3 separate regions of the Homo sapiens genome follow, and all the other regions are linked to region 2. A link is a loop called in an ENCODE intact Hi-C map of the cell type or tissue named here. Cell type or tissue: Panc1. All regions are shown on one strand.

Region 1 (8,000 bases), 390 kb after region 2:
TGGAGGTGGCCATTAGGAACACAATACTTATATGAACTAAGAGTTGCGGCCTAGCCTTAAAAACGAAGACAGTAGCAGTAACAAACGGCTGACCTCTACTTCCCTTTATTTCTCTATTTTACATAGCCCAGTAGGGGAATAAGCTGAATTTGGCTCTTGCTCATTCCATCAGTACCCAATTTTTAAGGTTTATTATCAGACAGGGACAAAACATTCAAACTTAGAGGACATCTTCATGGCTATTACAATGCACCTGACGGTGGCAAAGAGGTATTATTAAACATGACTATAAGGAAATAGGTTTCTCAACCCTGAAACTTAACATAATAAGCCAACATTTTATTTACTCAAAGTTTTTACGTAAATATACCTGGTCCATCAGAGATTAAGCTGAGTAGAATTTCATTGATTCTAAAAAAAAAGAAAAGCTATTCTCACAAGTCAAAAAACAGGCCAGGCGCAGTGGCTTACACCTGTAATCCCAGCACTTTAGGAAGCTGGGGTGGATGGATCACTTGAGGCCAGGAGCTTGAGACCAGCCTGCCCAACATGGTGAAACCCCACCTCTACCAAAAATACTGAAATTAGCCGGGCATGGTGGCGCATGCTTGTAATCCCAGCTACTTGGGAGGCTGAGGTTGCAGTGAACCAAGATTCAGCCACTGCACTCCAGCCTGGCCAACAGAGTGAGACTCTGTCTCAAATAATAATAATAATAATACTACAATTTTTTTAGCCAATAAAATCTGCTAACAGTTTTAACAATATAATTTGTAGTCTAAGCTAAATTTACATCATAAAAATAGCATATAGCGGGTGCAGTGGCTCACACCTGTAATCCTAGCACTTTGGGAGGCCGAGGCAGGCAGATCATTTGAGGCCAGAAGTTTGAAACCAGCCTGGCCAAAATAGTGAAACCCCACCTCTACTGTAAATACAAAAATTAGGCAGGCATGGTGGTGGCACCTATAATCCCAGCTACTCAGGAGGCTGAGGCAGGAGAATGACTTGAGCCCAGAAGGTGGAGGTTGTAATGAGCAGAGATCATACCACTGCACTCCAGCCTGGGAGATAGAGTGAGACTCCGCCAAAAAAAAAAAAAAAAAAAAAAAAAAAAAAAAAAAATATATATATATATATATATATATATATATATATACACATACATACACACACACACACACACATATATATACACATATATATACACACATATATATATACACATATATATACACATATATATACACATATATATACACATATATATACACACATATATATACACATATATACACATATATATATAATATAAAACATCTCATCATCTCATTCTATTCTGCTGAATATGGAGGTTTAGGCTCCTTCCTAAAAAAAAAATAATAAGTTTAAAAATGGGACAAAAGATGGATTCAGCTTACTATATTTAAAAAAAAAAAAAAAAAAAGGCCGGGTGTGGTGGCTCATGCCTGTAATCCCAACACTACACTAAGACAAGGGGATTGCTTGAACCTAGGAGTTCAAGGCTGCAGTGAGCTATGATCATGCCACTGCACTCTAGCTTGGGCAACAGAGTGAGACTTTATCCCTAAAAAAATTAAAAATTAAAATAAATAAAAAGAAAAAAAGTCATATACCTGCTTCCTTTTGTTTGAACAGAATGCATCCAACTTAAAGTATATTAAATCCAGGTAAAGAAAATACTAGTTAATTTCCTCGGAATTTATCTGATGCCCAAGTAATATTTAGCCCTAACAAAGAGACCAGAAACAGCGTTTCCAAAATACAGGAGGAAAGGCAAGAATGGTGAAGATCCAGCTCTTTTGATGTTTTTCTTACCTTATCAGCACAATGAGATTGTGAGCAAAGCAAAAACAACCTGCTAAGTGACAAACAAAAAACAATGGAAAACTAGAGGTAAAAAATCAGGCAAATTAGGTAAAGGTGAGAAAATGTAACCAAAAGACTCTCCCCATGGGAAAGTATTCCGAGGAAAAACAAAAAAGGGTTATGGGGGACAAAAGGCAAAAGAGGCCAAAAGGAAATGGAAATGTAGAAGTTGCTGTTCTAGGAAACTGATGTGACATATAATCAAACAAGAGCTTTCTAACATGACAAAAGCATGAATATTCAGGGAATAAAATGAACCTGAAAGATAAGCATGGTCTTTGTTGTGAGGCAATCACCAAATAATCTGTAATTCCCATACCAAAGAATCACTACTTGCTATTATTAAATTACAACTTTACCAAGCCAAACGTTTTATTATAGACAAGTTTAACTCACCAGGAAGGCATAACTGCAATTTTTCTACTACAGTTGTAATATTTCTCTGCTGAATTCTACATCGAATGATATCTTCTGTGTGGACTATCACCTTAGAAAAGAAGGAATGTTCATATTTTTAAACAAACAGTTAAAGAACAACTACATACTGAATACCCAGAAAAGTATCATTTTCTCACCTCTTTTCCAGCATCTTGAAACCTTCGGTTGGTATCAGTAACTTGCACCTTAAAAATTTAATTTCACCTTAGTTAGACAAATATGCATAAAACTGCCCTGATGTAACTGCTCACCCTTGTAATCAGATCATGCTTCATGAGAAACTTAGAACAAAGAAATGCAAATTCAAATTAACTCTACAGCTTGAACTTGAACTTTTGATTGAAAAGGGCTTTTGTTAACTTCAATTACTTATGACAGTTCTTTTTAACAGATTCTGTGGCAAACTTCTCAAATTTACTCAGGATTTTTGAACTTTACTTGCTTCTCTAAGTCTGTCAAACAATTCAAATCACTGACCCAATTGACCACTGGTCCCCTTTTGATAACTTCAATGAGGTCTATGTGCCATTCATTGTCTGTAGGAAATGGTGATTGCATTTTATGGTAATTAAACATTCATACTTTGCTGAATGCAAACACTGGGTGGTTGATTAACATCAAACACAGAAATTTCAATCCACAGCAACATTTTAATGCTGCAGGTGCAGGCAAAGCTCAACCTCAAATTTTCCCACATATTAAGTGACTCATTAGGTCATCATAGTAAGGAAGCACATTCTGGTTTATTAAAAATCTCATTAATTTCTGAACAAAGATGCTCAGTGACCTCATTGATGCTGTAGTTAGTCTCTTGTTATCTGAATATCCTTTATACAATGGTTTTCTAATCATAACCTTTGGTGAACCAGGGTCATTTTGTCTGCTAAGTGCTCTAAACGTAAAGAAAGATAAATAGGACAATTCTTATAATTAAATATTTTTTATCCTGACTGAACAAATCTAGGTCTCTTTTAATAAATAATGTTTTAGCTGTATGGCAGAAAGTGTAGACCAACTTTCTTTAAGAAAAATACACACTGCTGTTAAACTTTTCAAAAAGTTTTAACATTATTAAATAATGCTGAGAACATAACTATTTATCATAAGCTTTTAAAGGAATTTTAGAGGATAACATTTTATAAATATTGTACTAACTGTCATTTTAGAAATTCAAAAACTGCAAATAGGGCCTTTCATTGTATGCATGTTTTGAGTTCACTTCCCTGCATGGAAAGAAATCCTGTTAAGTCAGTGCATTACTTGCTTCAGAAAAAGAGAATACTCCTGTCATTAGCATGACAACTGTGTTAATAGAGCATAAAGAGCATTCCCTAATACATATACTAATTCACTTCTTGAAAGTAACATACTTAATAATGACTTGTACATATGTACTATCAACTAAGACTTGAGTAATTTAATGAGAACAAAGGCAAATAATTTTAACATATTTCTTACCTTCAGTTTTTCTGCATCAGTCCTTACTTTAAGGAGTTCTGTAATAGCATCTACAAAACCCTGATGATGAAAATTACACATCTTTTCAATTTCCTTGTCATGATTACGGATACAAGCATCTAACTTTTCCATAAACTTCTTGTGCGCATTTGGTTGGTCATCATACACAGACCTGAATGTATATAAGAAAGCTAAAATTAACCAAAATGTATTATTTAGTAAGCCTGATCTTTGCAAGAGGTGATATCTTAAAATTAAATCTCTGAACAAATAAACTGGTGATAATATTACCTTTAGCAGAAATAATTTGCGTGAAAGTATTTTATTTCTTCTTGAACATGATAATATTAAAAGAACCACACAAGCTCTAGATATAGCATGAGGTATCTGGAAATAAAGGTATGAGGCTCAGGAGATGTGGGCCTAATACAAGTCTTTAACATACTAACATTCAAAAACAAAGAATTACTGAGTGAATGAATGGTTAAAGAATGAATGAACAAACTCATGATTTTTACAGCATTTACTATGTAAAGTAAACGCTCATGTTCTAAATGCTTTATATATTAACTCTTTAATCCCCACAACAAGGCTACAAAGTAGGTATTGTTATTACCCTTGTTTTACAGAAGAGTTACAGATTACTGAACTGCCATAAATTCCACAACCAGCACAAGTGATAGCTGGGATATGACTCCTGATAGTCCGGCTCCAGGGTTCATATTCTCAGGTACAAGCCCATATTGCAGTCACCACAATGTTTCCTAAACATGGCATATTCATTCCTACTGTCTCTCAGCTCATGCTGTCTCCACAGAGAGCGTACCCCTCTATTCACCATGCAGTAAAGGACTACCCTTGCCACTGATTCCTGGGAGGAAAGCCTTTGGCATACCCTGCCTGGTAAGTGTCTTCTTTGTTTACCTGGAAGGCTTTGACTGCCAAATAGCAGATGCTAACAGTGTGACTCACGGTGAGGCCTGAGGCCACACAGTTTTAGCTGTGGAGGGGCAGGAGGTCAGCAATGTGGGCAGTCAGCCAAGTCTACATGGGTAGTCAGTCATGGCTATATGACCAAACTCCAATAAAATTCCTGGATATCAAAGCTTGGATGAGCTTCCCTGATTGACAATACTCCATGCGTGTTACCACACATCACTGCTGGGAGCAGTAAGTGCTGTCCACAATTCCACTGAGAAAGGACAACTGAAAGCTCACTCGTGGAACTCTCCTAGTCCCTGTCCTATGTGCCTTTTCTGCTGTTGATTTTAATCTGTGTAGTTTTTTGAAAGTTTTTGTTGTTGTTGTTTTTGCTGTAACAAACAGTAACTATGAGTGTAACAACTTTGCTGAATTTTGCAAGTCCCTCTAGCAAATTTTTGAACCTGAGAGTGGTCTTGGGAACTTTCCAAACCTCACCCCACATCCGTTGCCCATTGTTTGAGGTTCATTTCAAGTCCCATTTCTTCCAGCAGGCCTTTGCCAATCATTCCCATGCCAAGTAATCTTTTCATCTGCAGGACAGGTAAACTTACAACCCCTTACAGTTATTCTGACACGTAATCATATATTACTTTGTATTGTAATTTACATGTTTTGTATTTAAAATATATTTTGTTTCCCCAAATAGACCATAAACTTCTTGAGGGTAGCCTCTGTCTTAGGTTTTTAATGAATACACTCTCTAATACAAGAGGTAACAATATAGGATACCAATTATTAAGAATTTAGACTCTTGGCAGCCAGGTGCAGTGGCTCACACCTGTAATCCCAGCATTTTGGGAGCCGATGCGGACAGATCACTTGAGGTCAGGAGTTTGAGACTAGCCTGGCCAACATGGTGAAACACTGTCTCTACTAAAAATACAAAAATTAGCTGGGTGTCGTGGCAGGTGCCTGTAATCTCAGCTACTCAGGAGGCTGAGGCAGGAGAATCGCTTGAACCCGGGAGGCAGAGGTTGCAGTGAGCAAAGATCATACTACTGCACCCCAGCCTGGGTGACAGAGTGAAACTCCGTCTAAAAAAGAAAAAAAAGAATTTAGGTTCTTGGCATCTATGCCTACATTCTAATGTACGTCAAATATAAATTTTAATTTTTTTAATTTTTTAAAAAATGTAGGTTCTGTAAGAGCTGAGTTAGAACTAGGCTCTGATCTTGGACATATTCTCTTTTCTATCTCCATGTCATCTTGACTTGTAGCTTTAAATTCCATAAGCACACTGACACCTGCTAAATTTTTATCTCTGCCCTGACCTCTCCTCAAACTCATATATCTCTCCAATTAGATGTCTGATAAGCACCTCAAATATGTCCGAAAATGAATTCCTGATCTCCTTTCACAAAACCTGCCCTTCCCATAGTCTTCCTCATCTCAGTAAACCCCACTTTTCTAGTTGCTCAGGCAAAAAACCTTGGACTCACCCTTGACTATTCTCCTTCTCCAGCAAACTACCTCCCCATTGGTATCACCCTGGACTAAGCCAACAACATGTCTTGCGTAGATTTGTCAACTGCTTCCTAACTGGTCTCCCTGATTCCATCCTTGTTCCCTTTCAGTCTGTTCTCAATACAGCAGCCAGATGATAGCTAATGGGAATTGTCCCATTAAAACCTAAGGCAAAGCCCATGTCTCTCTTCTGCTCAAAACCCAGTTTATCTTACAACAGCCCATAAGACCCTACATAATTTTGCCTCTTGTTACCTCACTGACCTCACTTCCTGTTACTTACTCTCCATTTTACTTATTCCATGCCAGCAACACTGGCCTCCTCATGGCTTTCTTAATACACAGGCATATTCCCATCTATGCTATCTAGATAGACCAGACACAGAGATAGATAGGCAGACAGACAGATACACACACACACACACACTATCCCCTTCCCTGCTTTATTTTTTAATCTTCTAAAACAAAGGAGTTTATCACTATATCATTCCTTCCACTGTAGAATATACTCTCTGTTTCACACTTTTAAGTATTATCTGTCTTCCCCTACTGGAATGTAAGTTGCATGAGGACATAGTTTTTGACTGTTTTGTTCCCTATTGCATCCCCAGCCCTAGAATAGTGTCTATCATATAACAGAAGCTCAATAAATAATTCATTAATAAATGCATGAATTAATAGATGAATGGATGGAATTAGAAAAGGCACTTACTAGCAGTTCAACCTCAGGTAAGCCACCTGAATTCTCTAAGTATCAGTTTTCACAACCATAAAATCAGGATAATAATAGCACATACAGCAATGAACAAGTAGAATTTGAAGTTAAACACACAATACTATTTACATTAGCATCCTCCAAAATGAAATACTTAGATATAAATCTAAAAAATACACAAGATCTACAGGAGGAAAACTACAAAACTCTGATTTTAAAAAAATCAAGGAACTAAATAAATAAAGAACTATTCCATGTTTATGAAGAGGAAGACAATATCATTAAGGTATCAGTTCTTCCCAACTTCATCTATAGATTCAAGGCAATCCCAATCAAAATCCCAGCAAGTTATTTTGCAGACATCGATAAACTGATCCTTGGGTTTATATAGAAAGGCAGAAGACCCAAAATAGCCAACACAATATTGAAAAAGGACAAAATTCAGCCAGGCATGGTGGCACACGCCTGTAGTCCCAGCTACTCAGTAGGCTGAGATGGGAAAATTGCTTGAGCCCAGGAGTTTGAGACAGAAATGAGCCATGATTGTGCCACCGCACTCCAACCTGGGTGACAGAGCGCAACCCCCACTCTGAAAAAGAAAGAAAGAAAAAAAAAAAGAACAGAATTGGAATACTGACAACACGACCCAAGATTTACTATAAAGTTACAGTCATCAAGATTGCATGGTATTGGTAAAACAAACAGATCAATGGAACAGAATAGACAGACCAGAAATAAACCCACATAAACATAGTAACTGAATTTTGACAAAGGAGCAAAGGTAATACAATAGAGAAAAGACAGTCTTCAACAAATGGTGCTAAAACAACCGGACATACACATGCAAAGAAATGAATCTAGACTAGACCTTGAATGATAATGATGTGTCAATGTAGGTTCATCAGTTTTTAAAAATCTACTACTGTGGTGAGGGATATTGACGCTGGGGAGGCTTTGGATGAGTAGGATAGGGAATATATGGGAAATCTCTGTACTTCCTCCCAATCTTGCTAGAAACCTAAAACTACTCTAAAGAAAAAAAAGTCTTTAA
Region 2 (8,000 bases):
CTGAGACCTGTCTCAGATTTTAGGGTTCATTGTAAAAACATACAGGCCTTCAGAAAAAAAGTTATTATACCAAAAGTGACAGAAATGGCTCATCAGGATCTTAGCGCAGGTCCTACATTTGTGAAGCTCCCATTAATATTCACTGTTCTTCTTATTTTTTTTTTTTTTTTGAGACAGAGTCTTACTCTGTCGCTCAGGCTGGAGCGCAATGGTGTGATCTCAGCTCACTGCAACCTCCCCCTCCCAGGCTCAAGCAATTCTCATGCTTCAGCCTCCCAAGTGGCTGGGATTACAGGCACCCGTCACCCTGCCCAGCTAATTTTTGTATTTTAAGTAGAGACGGGGTTTCACCATGTTGACCATGCTGGTCTTGAACTCCTGACCTCAGGTGATCCACCTGCCTTGGCCTCCCAAAGTTCTGGGATTACAGGAGTGAGCCACCGTGCCCACCCTTGTTGTTCTTATTTGTATATTTGTAGAGGGCAGAAATGTTTCCCATAACAGCTTTTAATAAAAGTCAGAGAATACTACAAAAGCAGTCCTTTGAAGAACTATGCTGAGATGGCTGGCATTCATACCTATTTCAAAGAGTACAGCTTTTAAATTCTTTCCCAAATATTTTTCCTTTCCCTGAGACGTTTGATAATGATCCTGATGGTGAAAAGATCAAAGCTCTGCTCTCAGGGAGGACGGGCCTCCAGGCCCTTTGCTGCTGCCGGGGGACATCTCTGTGAGCCCAGCATGCAGGTGGGGGTGGCATCCAGAGGTCACACCTGGGTGGAAGCCACGCCACCTCTGCGCAGAAGTGGGTCCATGCCAGTGCCACATGCACATACTCGCTCAGGCTCCTGCAGGCATGCTTGTTTCAGAAGCTTTCCCTCACTTGAGGGGGCCATCATTCATGCCCTTTTCTCACTCCCGACCCGGTCACAAGCCAAGCTTCTCTGTCCAGAAGGCTGGCACATTCAGACAGCATGATGATGGAAAAATATGAATACTAGTGAGACTGCTTTCTCTGCAGTACTCCTGACCTCAGAACAAACATGCCAGTGCTGGGGACACACACCATGCAGGTCCAGCAATCAGACCTCCTTGCAGTCACAAAGGGCAGTAACTTCGCGGGCTGCTGGGGACAGTCATGGGACATTGGTTGCTGCCAGGCATTTTAGAAGGGCCCGAAGAGGACACTTCTGTTTGAGCTGAGTCCAGGCCTCCTCTAAGGTGTCTGAGTCATCTCTGTCACCTCCTCTAGAATCCATCCCCTCACTCTGCTCTTCCTCTCCCACCCTCTCCTCCCTCTGCTGCTTTCCTCTCTGTATCTCTTGTCTCTCCATTTTGTCTTTAGCCCTTATAGGTGTTGTTACTGGTACAGTACAGGTGGTACCGGTGATGCTGGTACTTAAAGCTGGGAAACCTGCCAGCCCCCAACAGGAACAGAGACTCTGTCCTCTTCTTTCCCTGTCCCTGAAGCATCTGGCCTTGTGCCTGACCAGTGATGAGTGCGCCATACTCAGGTCTTGAATCAAGGAGAAAAGATGGCTACCCTGAGTTCAGTCACTCTGTGTGACATTGCTTTATATACTGGCATGACATATGACCCTTGGTGAACTTTTACCCAAATAGCCCAATACAAAGGGAAATTGACTAAAAACCTTTAGGTTTTGCCTGGAGGTTTAAAGCTTTCTGAAAGCCTTGCTTTAATTTATACATTTATTCTAATTCTTGCATTCCATTTCACAATCTTTTTACTTTAATCAGCTTTGATTCTGTCTAGTACTGCCTCAAATGAAAACTGCCTGTGTTTTCTTCATCCAACACAGAGGATACGTTGGGGGCAGTCCAACTTAAAATAGAGGCTATATGGCATATGTGATATTCACTTTGTGTTCCCTTCCATTCCAGAGAGTCTCAAAGAGAGAGGCTATTTCTCCTCCACCCTTTACATCCCCAGCTGCAAATAAATTGCTTCACATTCAAGCAACTCTGTGTCAAGTGCTCCAGGGTAAGTAGCAAAGAAATGTCTGTACATATAAATTCAATAATGGTTGGCTGGGCGCGGTGGCTCACGCCTATAATCCCAGCACTTTGGGAGGCCGAGGCGAGCAGATCATCTGAGGTCAGGAGTTCCAGACCAGCCTGGTTAACATGGTGAAACCCCATTCCCACTAAAAAATACAAAACTTAGCGAGGCATGGTGGTGCACGCCTGTGATCTCAGGAGGCTGAGGCAGGAGAATCGCTTGAACCCGGGATGTGGAGATTGTAGTGAGCTGAGATTGCGCCATTGCAGTCCAGCTTGGGTAACAAGAGCGAAACTCTGTCTCAAAAAAATAATAATAATGGTTAAGGTTCACCTGAGCAGTGCTGGGGAGGCCGGTTTATATAAAAACGAGGTTGTAAATAACTAATTAAATTACCAATCTCTCCACCACTGCCTTTGTCCATCTTCAATTATAATATATTCCAGAAACACACTCCACGTCTCTCCCATGGCTTTATACACACCCTGCACACGTACACTGGGAAGGCCTACAGTCCAGTTTGACGTGTGTTCACACACTCCTAATCTAGCACAGGGCCTGGTGCATAGTTGGTGCACAGAGGTCAATGAAATCCCTGTACTCAACAGCTCTGACCAGTCATCAAGGTGGTCACTGTCTTGTTGGAAAGGCAAACACATAAGCAAATCATTGAGACAAGATGTGACTACAGGGACTGATACATAATCACAGTAGAGAGTTGGAAGGGAAAGAAGAGAAAGAACTCAAAAAACGAAAGAGTGTGGGGAAATGGCCAAAAGTTGGGTCCAGAGTGGATGGGATGAGGTCAAATCCTGGTTCTCTTACTAGCACAGTGCCTAAAACTCAGCAAATGGGAGTTATTGTTGTTGTTGTTATTATATTATTATTATTTCAACAGAGGAATACAAATAGGTTAAGGATGGGTCTGGTAACATGGCCTAATGCACTGCTAAGGAGAATATTTCATCATGTAATAGAATCAGCCAAGGTTTCTTTGGGAGAAACGGCCATCACGTCTCCTGTGTTTCAAATACTGTCCACAAGATGGCAGCAGTGGCCTCAGGTTCTCACCGGGCCTAAAAGGCATTCCATTCAGTCTGCATTCCATGGAACCCCACCCCAGACAGGCATCTCTGGGACATATTTTAAGTGGAAGGCGACCAGCACCGCATCTAAACGATGCCCTTCCTTCTGGAATGCTATGGAAATCTATGACTAGACAGACAAAAACGCTCTGGCCTTGGGAAACGCTGGAACTCACGCATTCATTCGCCCCTTCATTCCTTCAACAATTATGTACTAAAAGCCTACCGCATCCCAGTTATCCTGCAAAGGAATAAAACAGAAGGGCCTGCTCTCATGACCCATAGCGAGTCGCAAATCAAACAGTGGTAGATCACAGGAAGGAGTCTCTCATGCAACGAAAAATTACAAGCCTGCAGACTGTCATAATACAGGATTGAAGGTTAAGCAAAGGAAAACAGACCTTGTGACGGGATGTCCATATTGGCTCTGCTGTACATACGGACAGGAGTGGCAGGGAACTTGAAGGAATAGAAATTGGTAGAATTGGCCAGGCGCGGTGTCTCACGCCTGTAATCCCAACACTTTGGGAGGCCGAGGCAGGCAGATCACGAGGTCAGGAGTTCAAGACCAGCCTGACCAACCTGGTGAAACCACGTATCTACTAAAAATACAAAAATTAGCCAGGCATGGTGGTGCACGCCTGTAATCCCAGCACTTTGGGAGGCCAAGGCAGGCAGATCACGAGGTCAGGAGTTCGAGACCAGCCTGACCAACATGGTGAAACCCCGTCTCTACTAAAAATACAAAAATTAGCTGGGCGTGGTGGCGCACACCTGTAATCCCAGCTACTCAGGAGGCTGAGGCAGGAGAATCGCTTGAACCCGGGAGGCAGAGTTTGCAGTGAGCTGAGATCGCACCACTGCACTCCAGTCTGGGCAACAGATCAAGATTGCCTCAAAAAAAAAAAAAAAAAAAAGGAAGAAGAAAGAAAGAGAGAGAGAAAAAAAAAGAAAGAGAGAGAGAAAGAAAGAAAGAGAAAGAAAGAAAGGAAAGAAAGGAAGAAGGAAAGAAGGAAAGAAAGAAAAAGAAAGGAAAAGAAAAGAAAGAAGGAAAGAAATTGGCAGAATTAAATAATGATTGAGGGGTTTGCCCTTGCAAAATTACTGAAGTTCTTTTTCTCCCCCTCCTTTAAGCTAGAAATCTGGGCTGGCTAATGGAAGCTGCCACCTGGAATGTCTGGGGCAGCCATGCAAGGTTACATTCCAGGCTCCAAGCAAAAAATGCCAGCAATTTACCTTTTTGTCAACTGCAAATTAAAGTAATTTCCAGGCAGAGGATTTCTCCTGCTTGTGATGAGCACCCCAAAACACCAGGGCTGTTTGCAGTTACCTGGCTGCTCTGCGGGGGAAACAAACCTGAGGCTGAAGGCACCTCAGGGTTGGAATCAAGGAAAGGTTTGCTTGGCTTTTCTTTCACTGAAGCACCAAATCAAGTGGATACGAAGTGGGAAGCAGGGAGAATGTCTTCTATCCCTAGCACTTTCTAGAATGTGGGACAAGAGAGGCACTCAGCTTTAAATAAATAAAGAGAAGGCGTATCTGCACCTGCTGTCATACCCAGCTCTATGATGACAATAAGATATACTCATCATTACCAAGAGTGCCATGCCAGGCAGACATGATGCTGAGAACGTTACAGCCACTTATCACTGAATCCTAAGGTGAAATAATTATTGGCGTTTTATAGATGAGCAATTTGAGGCTCTGTGAAGTTAAATGATTTGGAGAAAGTCACAGGTAGTAAATGATAAATGTCGGATTTAAACCCCCATTTGTCAAATTCCTCCTTACTTAACCCCATACAGCCAACCCAAGGTAGAGGTGGTGAGAGAGCCATCTCCTCACCGGAAGACATGAAGGCATATTCATTCACTGACTGAACAACTAGAGAGCACCCACTTTTTTTTTTTTTTTTTTTTTTTTTTTTGAGACAGTCTTGCTCTGTCATCCAGGCTGGAGTGCCAGGGCACGATCTTGGCTCATTGTAACCTCCACCTCCTGGGTTCAAGCGATTCTCCTGCCTCAGCCTCCCGAGTAGCTGGGATTACAGGCACCTGCCACCACGCTTGGCTAATTTTCATATTTTTAGTAGCGACAGAGTTTCACCATGTTGGTCAGGCTGGTCTCAAACGCCTGACCTCAAGTGATCCGCCCGCCTCAGCCTCCCAAAGTGCTGGGATTACAGGCATGAGCCACTGCGCCCAGCCTGAGAGCACCCAGTCTCTATCAGACCCTGAGCATGCAGAGGTAAGTAAGCACTGTCAACTGCAGAGTAAGGCAATTTCCAGGCAGAGGGCTTCTGCCAAGCTTGGAAACTGGAGATGAAACAGAATTTGCGCATCCCTTTCACTAAAGAGGGAGGCCAGTGCCTGGGACTCAGATCAAAAGCAAATGAACAAGGAACACTCACTTGCCAATAGCATGTTCATTTGGCTCATTAGAATGTCACCCATACTTAGAAGACAAGCTTTACGCCCCCTGTGTGCACCTGGAAAGAGACAAGGCCCACTCCTCCAACACATGTGCACACACGAACACACACACACACACACACACCCCTACCTACCCAATGTGAGGCCTGGCTGTGGACCTTGCAGATTCTGGGATCACTCCCAGTCATTTCCAGAGCCCTCCTTAACCTATTTCTAGTCCTCTGTTGAAGTAATAATAATTATAACAATAACTCACATCTATTGAGTTTTAGGCCCTGTGCTAATAAGAGAACCAGGATTTGACTATAGCCCGTCCACTCTGGACACAACTTTTGACCATTTCCCCACTGCACTCCCTCTCTCGTGTAGCTTCCAGCAGAGCCCTAAACAGCATGACCCCACTGGAACTCCCTCATCTTCCCTCATCTGTGGCATTTTGGGGCCTCCTTTTTCCCCTCTATTAGACTGGATGACCTGAGAGCTCTTCTAGCTTAAAGCTGCTGTGGGCTCTCTGTGGTCCCTCGTATAAGGGCACTCCTTTCATCCATGAGGGCTGCACCCTCATGCCTAATCACCTCCCAAAGGCTCCACTTCCCAATACTGTCACACTGGGGGTTAGGATTTCAACTTATGAATGGGGGGGTTGGGGGCAGGGGCAGGGACAGGCCAGGCACGGTGGCTCATGCCTGTAATTCCAGCACTTCGGGAGGCCAAGGCGGGCGGATCACCTGAGGTCAGGAGTTTGAGACCAGGCTGGCCAACATGGTGAAACCCCATCTGTACTAAAAATACAAAAAATTAGCCAGGCACAATGGCAGGTGCCTGTAATCCCAGATACTGGGGAGGCTGAGGCAGGAGAATTGCTTGAACCTGGGAGGCGGAGGTTGCAGTGAGCTGAGATCACACCATTGCACTCCAGCCTGGGCAACAAGAGCAAAACTCCATCTCAAAATAATAATAATAATTTGGGGGGACACATTCAGTCTATAACACTGATACTCAAAGCCTCAGTATTTCTTACTGCCTCTAAAAAGAAAAGGTTGAGGCTTCCTCTTTCTCCTCCAAGTCACTAAACCATCACCACTGTCCCACCTCTTCAAATCGGAAGTCTTCACAATCACTTACGAAGTTCTCCCCTCATCCTCATCACCACCCTCCTCTGCCCTCCTTGCCATTGTTCCTGGAAGACTTTGGTACCTGACACACTCTTGCCTGTCATCACTTATGGGGATACCCCCAATGCCTTGACCTTTGGCCTTCTAAGATGCTGTAACTTTCAGTCTTAACTCCACTGGAGGCACCCCCAACACCCCCAGCCCAGACACCACTCACACCTATTGGGCCTTGGGACACACCACCCCAAAATATGACTGTAGGAGACCAGAATATGCCACCCCAAAATATACTTCTTTGGCATATTTTGAGCTGCTTATTCTGAGAAACTGCAGGCACAGCAGTAGCTCTGAAAAGCTGTCATTTTATAAAAGAAATTTACATCCATAAAGAAAATGGACATTAGTAAAAAATATTTGTATCAGGAAGAGGGCTGCTCCAGAAAACGTTTATTGCCCGACTTTCATCTGCGTAACAAGACAACCTCCATTCACCACATATCTCCTCCCCTCACCCTCCCATTGCCTGTCTCTGCCACCCCCAAGAAGCTCTGGGCCCCTATTCCTGTCTTTAGCTCAGGATGCTGTATATAAGCTTCCATCTTCTGGCCCTTGTTCGAGTCTCATATTTGGTGTGACTCTCTGTGTATGCATGTAATCAAAATGCTTTTTCTCCTGTTCATTTGTTTTATGTCAATTTAATTTGTAGCCTGGCCGAAGAGCCTAGAAGGGTAGAGGGAAGCCATTTTTCCCTCCCCTACTAACCCTGTGGAAATACCTTGCCTTCAAGGTATGGGCTCCAAGTTCCTGACTCCCCCACAACCTTCAGGCCCTACAGAGACAGCATCAAGACCTGAAGTCCCCAATCCATCACCCCCTTACCCAACCCCACTGGTTCTTAGCCCACTTAACTTCCCCCATAGACAGAGCTAAGTCAGCCATTTCCCCTCCACCTGAGTTCTCTCAGCTCTCCTCCCCTACCCCTCTAAGTGCCTGTGAATTGACTCCTTCATTTTTTAACTTCAAATGCCACAATAACTTTACACAACTTCGCTCTTTCCCTAAGCAGCCTGAGGTAATCTGTGAAAATGGTTCGCTATTCACTTGACCTGGAGAACCCCATGAAATAATGCAAATCAAGAGTTCCAATCTTCGTGTTCACTTTAAGAACACTTGTGAAACTGCTCAGGCCATCAAGGGTATGCATATACGAAAAGCCACGAAGTATCTTAAAGATGTCACTTTACAGAAACAGTGCGTACCATTCCGACGTTACAATGCTGGAGTTGGCAGGTGTGCGCAGGCCAAGCAGTGGGGCTGGACACTCTTTCGGTGGCCCAGAAAGAGTGCT
Region 3 (8,000 bases), 170 kb after region 2:
ACACACACACATGCTTCAGGCTCTATGACGCCAATCTGCCTACAATTCCCCACTGCCAAACCTTTGCACACATGGGTTCCCTCACAGCCCTCCCATCAACCCAGTCCACCCCTATGGATCCTCCAAACCCCAGCTCAGACATGACCTTTCAGGAAGCCTTTCCTCACCAACCATCACAACTAAGTTACTCTCGTCTCTCCCTCCGCTCCCTCTGTACCCCATCATTATTGCACCTGGAGGTCACCATGAATTTGAACTCTCTGCACGTGTCTCCTAGTAGACTTGAGAGTAGATCCAATCTTTCGACTCTGGAACCACAGACCCCTCAGGGCTTCTGGGAGAATCATGCACTGTTACCAGGGTTACATTGCCCCCTCCTCTCTCTTCAGAAAGACCTGCCCACCCTCTCAAGGCCCTCATGCCAGCAGCTTTCTGCTCTCAGACACAGAGCTGACTGATTTCTCCAGCCTTGCCCTTGTCCTTCTACAGCCAGGTACAAGAGGCAAATTACAATTCTGCTTCCTCCCCTTTCATCCCCAATATTTTCTTTTTTTTTTTTTTTTTCTTTTCAAGATGGAGTCTCACTCTGTCACCCAGTCTGGAGTGCAATGGCGTGGTCTCGGCTCACTGCAACCTCCACCTCCCAGGTTTGAGCGATTCTCCTGCTTCAGCCTCCCGAGTAGCTCAGACTATAGGTGCATGCCACCACACCCGGCTAATTTTTGTATTTTTAGTAGAGATGAGGTTTCACTATGTTGGCCAGGCTGGTCTTGAACTCCTGACCTCGTGATCTGCCCACCTCAGCCTCCCAAAGTGCTGGGATTATAGGCGTGAGCCACCATGCCCAGCATCATCCCCAATATTTTCATAGAAATAAAAGTAAATGCAGGCCTGGCACAGTGCCTCATGCCTGTAATCCCAGCATTTTGGGAGACCAAGGTGGGTAGATCATTTGAGGTCAAGAATTTGAGACCAGCCTGGCCAACATGGTGAAACCTCATCTCTACTAAAAATACAAAAATTAGCTAGGTGTGGTGGCGCACGCCTGTAGTCCCAGCTACACAGGAGGCTGAGGCAGAAGAATTGTTTGAACCTGGGAGGCAGAGGTTGCAGTGGCCCAAGATTGTGCCACTGCACTCCAGCCTGGGTGACAGAGCAAGACCCCCATCTCAAAACAAAAAAATTAAATGCACAGATGGACATCCAAAACCAGAAATCAATAATGATGGCTTCTTCTGGAAGGCGAGGAACAGAAACATGGGGTCTGAGGAGGGAAGGAGACTTCACTCAACTTCCTTTGTCTCCTTTTAACCAGGAGAATGCATTAGTGCTTATTGCATTGTAATTGTAATAACAAAGTAGTTACTAAGCCAGAAATACATGAAGGGCAGAAATCCTTAAGAAGGAAGAGGTACCAGGTCAGGGCTTCGGGGAGCATGCAGAGGGGATGGGGCCACCCAGGCTGGGAAGAGGCTGCATTTGCACATCTGCCTCCTCTTCTGACCCGCCCTTCTCCACCCCAGCAGGAGGTGAACAAGCAGAGACCTCCCCACCCACAGCCAAAAAAAAAAAGTGAGCCATCAACTGCATCTTCCTGACCCAAGAGTTACAGATGGGGCAGGAGGAAAAGCTTACACACCCATAAATAACGTGTCCTGGGGACTTACTATTCCAGCACCTGGGCTCCAGGACTGCCTCAAGGAAGGGCTCAGTGAAGTATGTGCCTTTATAGGCCTTCCATGGATGCAGAAGTGCAAACAGCTATCCACACACCATACAAGGCACCCATGATGGAAACACATGCCAGGTACAGATGTGGGTGGAGAAGAGGGTAAAGCCTTTTTATCTTTTTTTTTTTATTCTTTTGAGATGAAGTCTCGCTCTTGTCCCCCAGGCTGGAGTGCAATGGTGTGATCTCGGCTCACTGCAACCTCCGCTTCCTGGGTTCAAGTGATTCTCCTGCCTCAGCCTCCCGAGTAGCTGGGATTACAGGTGCCCGCCACCACACCTGGCTAATTTTTTTTTGCATTTTTAGTAGAGATGGGGTTTCACCATATTGGCCAGGCTGGTCTCGAACTCCTGACCTCAGGTGATCCACCCACCTTGGCCTCCCAAAGTGTTGGGATTACAGGTATGAGCCACCGCGCCCAGCCGGGTAAAGCCCTTTTTTTCCTGACTGCAGCATCAACTGGCCCACCTCTGCCCACCAAGGACCCAGAGCCAGGAAGGCTCAGTTCGTGGCTACCTGAGGGCTCCAGGACACGCAGTACATTCATCAGGGCAGTGAGTCTAGTGACCACTTGGCAATCGGTACCACCCCTCCTCCCAGGAGAAAGTGGCTTCATTGTCCCAGGAGTAAGGGAGAAAAGAAATCCCTTCATGGGTTAGAAAGCAGGTTGCTTTTCTCCCCCTCTCTCCTTTATGAATCTAGTTGTTGAACCTACCTTTGGCTGTTATGTCTCTCCATAATTATGCACAAGGCAAGAGAAAGCAACAACTGTAACTTGAGACTCAGCAATTCAGTTTAACCACCCCAAATAACTGACAGCGCGGGTATAAAACATCCCGCAACAATGCTGGCCCAATGGCTATTACGGTGATTTACTCTGGACCACATGAAGTTCAGCGGCCGGGGAAGACGGCAGAGCCTTAAACAGGCTTTCATGCCTGTGTCGTAAATTCAGATGATTGCTTCAAAGGTGGTGCCAAAGTGCTGGTAACCCAAAGTCAAGGGGCCTAGGTTTTGTTTTCCAGGGCAAAGGGACACCATCAATGATGGGAGAGTTCTGCAGAGGTGACCCAGGGATGGGTTCCCCGCCACGTCTTCCCTAGCTTTGTCTCTTTGGTCTAGAAGAAGAGGCATAAAAGGTGTCAGCGGCCCCAGTGCTCGGTAAATCACTGGGTGTGAATCAGTGGGGCTGGGTGACGGCCTTAGGGGGTCCTTTCTCCTGGAGGCCAAGCCCAGAAGGCCCCATACTCGGTGACCCCATCAATGGGTCATCAGGCCTTGCTCAGTTACAGAAGAGACTTCTTCCAGGGTTAGAAAGAGGTGATGGGAGAAGAGTCCTCAATTCCCACAAAGAAATAGCCTCAACCCACTGTTTGGGTGGGAATTAAAGGAAAACGTGACATGCTGATACTGACCACTTAATAATCTCTAACATTTAATGAGCTTGGGCTTTATGCAAGGATTAGTGCTACTGGGGAAAAAAAAAGATTTTGTTTCAGAGCCAAAAAGACCAATGAGAAAAAGAAGTATATATATTATATTTGAGACAAACATTAGTCATTCATCAACAACTGCTACCATCTATTAAGAAAACACTTTACCCCAATATTTACCTGGAAAGGGAAATATTATAACTGCCATTTTGCAGGAAACAGAGGTTAAGAAACTGATTCACAATCTTACCGGTAGTTACACCTAGGTATATGAGTGCTCTTTTATATGACATTGGTATATTTATTTCATATTTTAAATTTAGAATTGGAAGTCCTTTACACTTAGTGATTAGGTATTTTGAAACATAAAGAACAACTGTGTTGCAGGATACGATGGCACATGCCTGTAATCTCAACACCTTAGGAGGCCAAGGCGGGAGGATGGCTTGAGCCCAGGAGTTTGAGATCAGCCTGGGCAACACAGACAGACCCCCCCATCTCAGAAAACAAAACAAAACAAACAACAACAGAAGAATTGTTTTAACTATTTTTAAGCATTTCTGGAAAAGAAATGTCTTTATTTTATTGGATGTAGTAGAGAAACCATTTGGCACAACAACAGCCATCCCTAGCATGTTTCATAAGTTGGAAGAGTTGAGAAACAGTCCATGACCCAGGAAGACCCAGAGGTTCGGGAGACCTGGGGTCTGATCCCACCCTGACACTCACTTGCTGTGTTACCTGAGTCAAGCCCTTCCTCTTTTTGGGCCTTGGTTCATCTTCGATGGTAAGGAGGCCGATTTCTCAGGTTCCCTCCATCCCAGCCCTAAAGCTTGGGATATAATTGGTGCACTCTGGGGGCAGGCTGCTACCTGGACACCCCATCCTGAGTGATACGAAACAGAATTTTCCTAGAGGAGTGGAACCAAGAGGGTTACATTGTTCAGGGACCTTTGTGCATCTCTTGCCTCACTGTGCTTGTAGAGCTAGATTTGTGCTGTCTTCAGGCCCTACAAGAGTCTTGGCTTTTATGTAGCAGAAGCTTCTGTCACGAACACCACCATAATGGCCTGGTCCAGGGATGGCAAATGGGTTTTCCCTCGTTTGCACAATGGTAGTCAGGGTCCAGTCAGGGGACAGAAATCACACCAGCGATTTTAATAGTCAGCCTTGAACATGAGGAATTGTTAGCTAGGTATCCAAAACGGCATAAATGGAACTCTAGGGTATCATGGAGATGGCAACTATGGAAAGCAGCTCCACCCACACAGCCAGAGCCCAAAGGGAAGTATTGAAACATGGAAGGTTGGAAAAGGCAAAATTCAGACCTCTGAGGAAGAGGCTGGCAGGCTGGTGCCACTGTCTTTGAGGGGCACAAGGAGGGTGGTGTCACAAATTTTTGAAAAACTACAAACTGGCTCAGCTTTTACCACAAGAAGAAACTGCTGTTGTCTGGAAGGACAAGCATTGCCTGGGTGATGTGCACAGAAACCACAAGCAGATAGGAAGGAGGGATGCCGCTCCTCCTCTTCCTCCTCCTCCCCCTCCTCCTCCTCCCCCTCCTCTTCCTCCCCCTCCCCCTCCCCCTCCTCCTCCCCCTCCTCCCCCTCCTCCTCCTCCTCCTGCCTGGTTGCTTTCCTCTAGCTCCCCCTGGTGGGCAGAGTCACAGCCCCAATATCACAAAGCGGGTATGGAAGGGTGAGTTTGGAGCTGAGAAGCATGCTTGGGCTGACCACCTGGCCCAGCCACCTTCTTTGGGTTTGGTTGTAGCTTCCTGGAGTGCAGCATTGAGGCTTATGGGGCCTCTTCATGTTGTGATAACTTGGTGATGTCAGCCATAAGCCCAGAAAAGAGAAGTGGTGGCATGAATGCCACATATTAGCCCTTTCTCTGGTGACTAAATTACCCACCACAGTGAGCGGGAGAGGTGAGCGCCACTTCCTGACTTCTAAGGGCATTGACAGCTGAGCCACAGAGCCAAGATGATGATCAACAGATTCCTTCCCCTTCACCTCCCTATCCAGCTCTCACTTACCTAATGTCCACAATTAGGTCATGTCCAGAATCCAAAAGTAAAACATAAACCCTTTACCCAGTGATTTCCTAGGAAATGTGGACTAGAGCAAGAAGGATGGTTGAAAAAGAGGCATGCCCCTGGCCACCACCCTCTCACAGCCAAAGATATTCTTCTCCTAAGACCCTGGAAGGGCAAGAGTGAGGAATGGGAACAGACCCAGACAGTAGCATGAACCAAGCACTCCCCAGGAATTCAGCCCAGAGAAGAGTCAGTCAGAAAGCTGGCAAGGCTTTAGATTCAGACAGCCATGGGTTCAAGTGTCAGGTCAGCCACTTTCCTTATGTTTATAATTAAGAAACATACCACCCCTGTCCCTAAATTAGGTGGACAAGAAACATAGATTTGTGTATGTTTTTTTTTTTAATTTCAACTTCATTTCTATTTTGCTGATAAGAAATAATAATTCTAGTCTTTTCCGCGGGGGTTTCAGGAGGATTTCAGTGGTGTGGCAGAGCTGGCTCGTATGGTTCACAGGAGCAGATTGCATGCTCCCTTCCCAGTTCTGCAGAGAGCTCACGTTGGTATCCTGAAATCTGCCACGGTGGGAGCTGCGCTACCAATCAGCAATGTTGAGTTTTGGTTTTTGGAGACCCAGATCACTAGTGCACCGCAGATCCCCTTCTCTTCCCAGGGCCTGCATCAAGGTTGGGAGGTGAGAAGAGGTAGAGGGTACATTTGGTAATGGAAAAGCGTCCTTCCATTTTCAGCCAGGGCTTCACACAGATCAGCCCCAAGATGATGCTTGCTCTTGTCTGCAAAGCATCTGTGCAATGCTTCTCTCATTCCCTTTCTGTGCCACCTTTGAACACAGACCCTCTGCCCGGCTGTCGTTGTTCCCTCCCTGGACACGCACTGGAAAGCACTTCCCTTGCAGCTCTGATGACAAAAGAGAGCTCTCTGCTCTCCTCACTCATCCCTAGCCGCTCCTCCTCATCCTGAGTGTGAATAAAATCCTTTTTTTAAGTGTGAATAAAATCCTTCCCTCCTCACCTTCCATTTTCAAATGGTATTATTAATGTTTTTATACTTTTGGAAACAAAACACCAGGAAATTCTGTCTCACATCTACCTTGAGCTCAGGAGCACAGGGCAACTCTCTGTTTCAATGGGAGAAAGAGGAGGAGGGAAATACTAGAAAGGAAAAATAGGTTAATATAGCAAAAATTTCAGTCCATAAATACATTGCATAATTCTGACCTTTTGAGTTGTTTTTTTTCCCCTACTAGCTAATTGCGTTCTCACACTTCTCTGTTGAGGTTGGAAGGGCAAATAATGTCAATAAATGATCTGTACAGTGCCTAGCACATAGTAGGTCCTCAATAAATGGTGGTTTCTTTCACCTTCATTGAGGCTCTGCACGAAGACAAGATTCAGTGGGGATAGAAAGTGAGAAATGTGTGCCTCATCCTTCTTTCCCTTGCATGGTGGCAGGGAGTGTGATCCATTGGTGATCCATTGGGTTGGTCATGTGACCCCACCTTTGGGCTTTGAGAAGCAGATACTGGTACATTAATAATGGGTAAAAAAAAAAAAAACCCACATACTCAATTAACATGAAATGTCCTCTTAGGTGAAGCAGAAAGACTGATGGACGATTCTAGAAGTGGATAAAACAAGGAATGCTCCCTTGGAGCATGGCATCTTGGCAAGCCACCATCTTCTTGGATGGTTTCCCCTCAGTCCCTTTCCAAGCCTTCCTCTTGCCTGTTATTCCAAATCTACAAGTTTCATTATGGTCAGTGTCATCCATAATCATAATTGCCATGCACCTCTCCACACCATCCATTGATGACTCCAATTCCATTCTCCTCTGCCCTGAACACCAGATTGTATTTGCAGCTCTCTTTTGAGCATTTTCAACAGATTCCACAGATACCCCCACACTCAGTACATTCCATCTTGAAGTCTTCATCTTCCTCCCTCTCCTGACAGTGACCATCATCTGCCATCTCCATCCTAGTGAAGATTACTTCCACCTCTAGTCATCCCAGGCACCTCCTTCATGCTCATTTCTTACATCAGTTGATTCTAAGTTCCTATGGTTCTGCTCTTTAATCATGCCTGCATCTGTAGCCCTTCTGTCCAGGCGCATTAGAGCAGCCCTTGTTTCTCACAGGGACACCAAATTCTCCTACAAATTCCTTTCTCTGCCCTCCTGTCTTGGCCCCTTCAATCCAGCCATCACTGCCTAAAACAAATCTGAATGTATGAAAGCTCCCTATTAAGCGACTCCCTATTACCCATGCACTGAAGTTAGAACTTGACATGACACTCATGGCTTTCCAGGATCCAGCAATAATGCCCTGAACTTCAGCCTCGTCTATTTACTCTTCTCACACTGCCTATTGCCTGCTGCAGACACACTGAACTATTGATGCTTTCTAGTTCCTTCTGCCTATGGCACCATTTCTCCTTTTGCTCCAGTAAGCCATACTTATTTTTACAACTCCATCTCCAGGACCTCCTCTGTGAAGCCCTCCTGGATTCTGCACCTCTTTGATGAGATTTGATAATTCCCCACTTGAGTCTACTTCTGCCCCTTTTTTGGGGTTTACCTTTACCTTTCCACAGTACAATTCTTTCTTTTATACATCTGTCTTCCCCTCTACTCCAGGCTCATCGAGGAAAGGGAACATGTCTTAATCAAGTTTTTTTTTCTATATAATAAAAGCCCTCTGATAAGGGGGGTGCAAATAGAATTATGCTGTTGTAAGGTGATTTCATTTGTAAATTAGGAAGGCAGAAGTTTGAAGTGTCAGGGA

Evidence for each region. Peaks named below come from ENCODE experiments on the same cell type or tissue, not always from the same donor. Only the 100,000 strongest peaks of a DNase experiment are listed, where the experiment ranks them.
Region 1: a loop joins it to region 2, with 4 times the contacts of the local background. A loop is called at or near these places in 29 of 110 quality-filtered maps.
Region 3: a loop joins it to region 2, with 3 times the contacts of the local background. A loop is called at or near these places in 72 of 110 quality-filtered maps.

The regions. Positions count from the first base shown.
Region 1 is chr10:92,889,307-92,897,306 of GRCh38, reverse strand. EXOC6 (exocyst complex component 6) reads right to left here. Exons shown (of 22, transcript NM_019053.6): 2 at 3,787-3,958; 3 at 2,466-2,513; 4 at 2,287-2,377. Among named protein-coding and RNA genes, the nearest start is that of EXOC6, 45 kb to the right of the region's middle. RefSeq lists enhancers at 2,448-3,083, 4,416-4,915. In Panc1, no CTCF peak of the experiment used is centred here; a DNase peak (open chromatin) is centred at 4,776; H3K4me3 peaks cover 637 bases; H3K27ac peaks cover 6,487 bases.
Region 2 is chr10:93,284,296-93,292,295 of GRCh38, reverse strand. It overlaps the pseudogene RPL17P34. Among named protein-coding and RNA genes, the nearest start is that of MYOF, 190 kb to the left of the region's middle. RefSeq lists enhancers at 1,722-2,222, 2,223-2,723, 2,278-3,477, 3,033-3,806. In Panc1, a CTCF peak has its summit at 3,068 (motif pointing right); a DNase peak (open chromatin) is centred at 3,105; H3K27ac peaks cover 1,073 bases.
Region 3 is chr10:93,112,808-93,120,807 of GRCh38, reverse strand. No RefSeq gene overlaps it. Among named protein-coding and RNA genes, the nearest start is that of CYP26A1, 43 kb to the right of the region's middle. RefSeq lists enhancers at 4,702-4,996, 5,098-5,167. In Panc1, a CTCF peak has its summit at 4,830 (motif pointing left); a DNase peak (open chromatin) is centred at 4,827; H3K27me3 peaks cover 714 bases.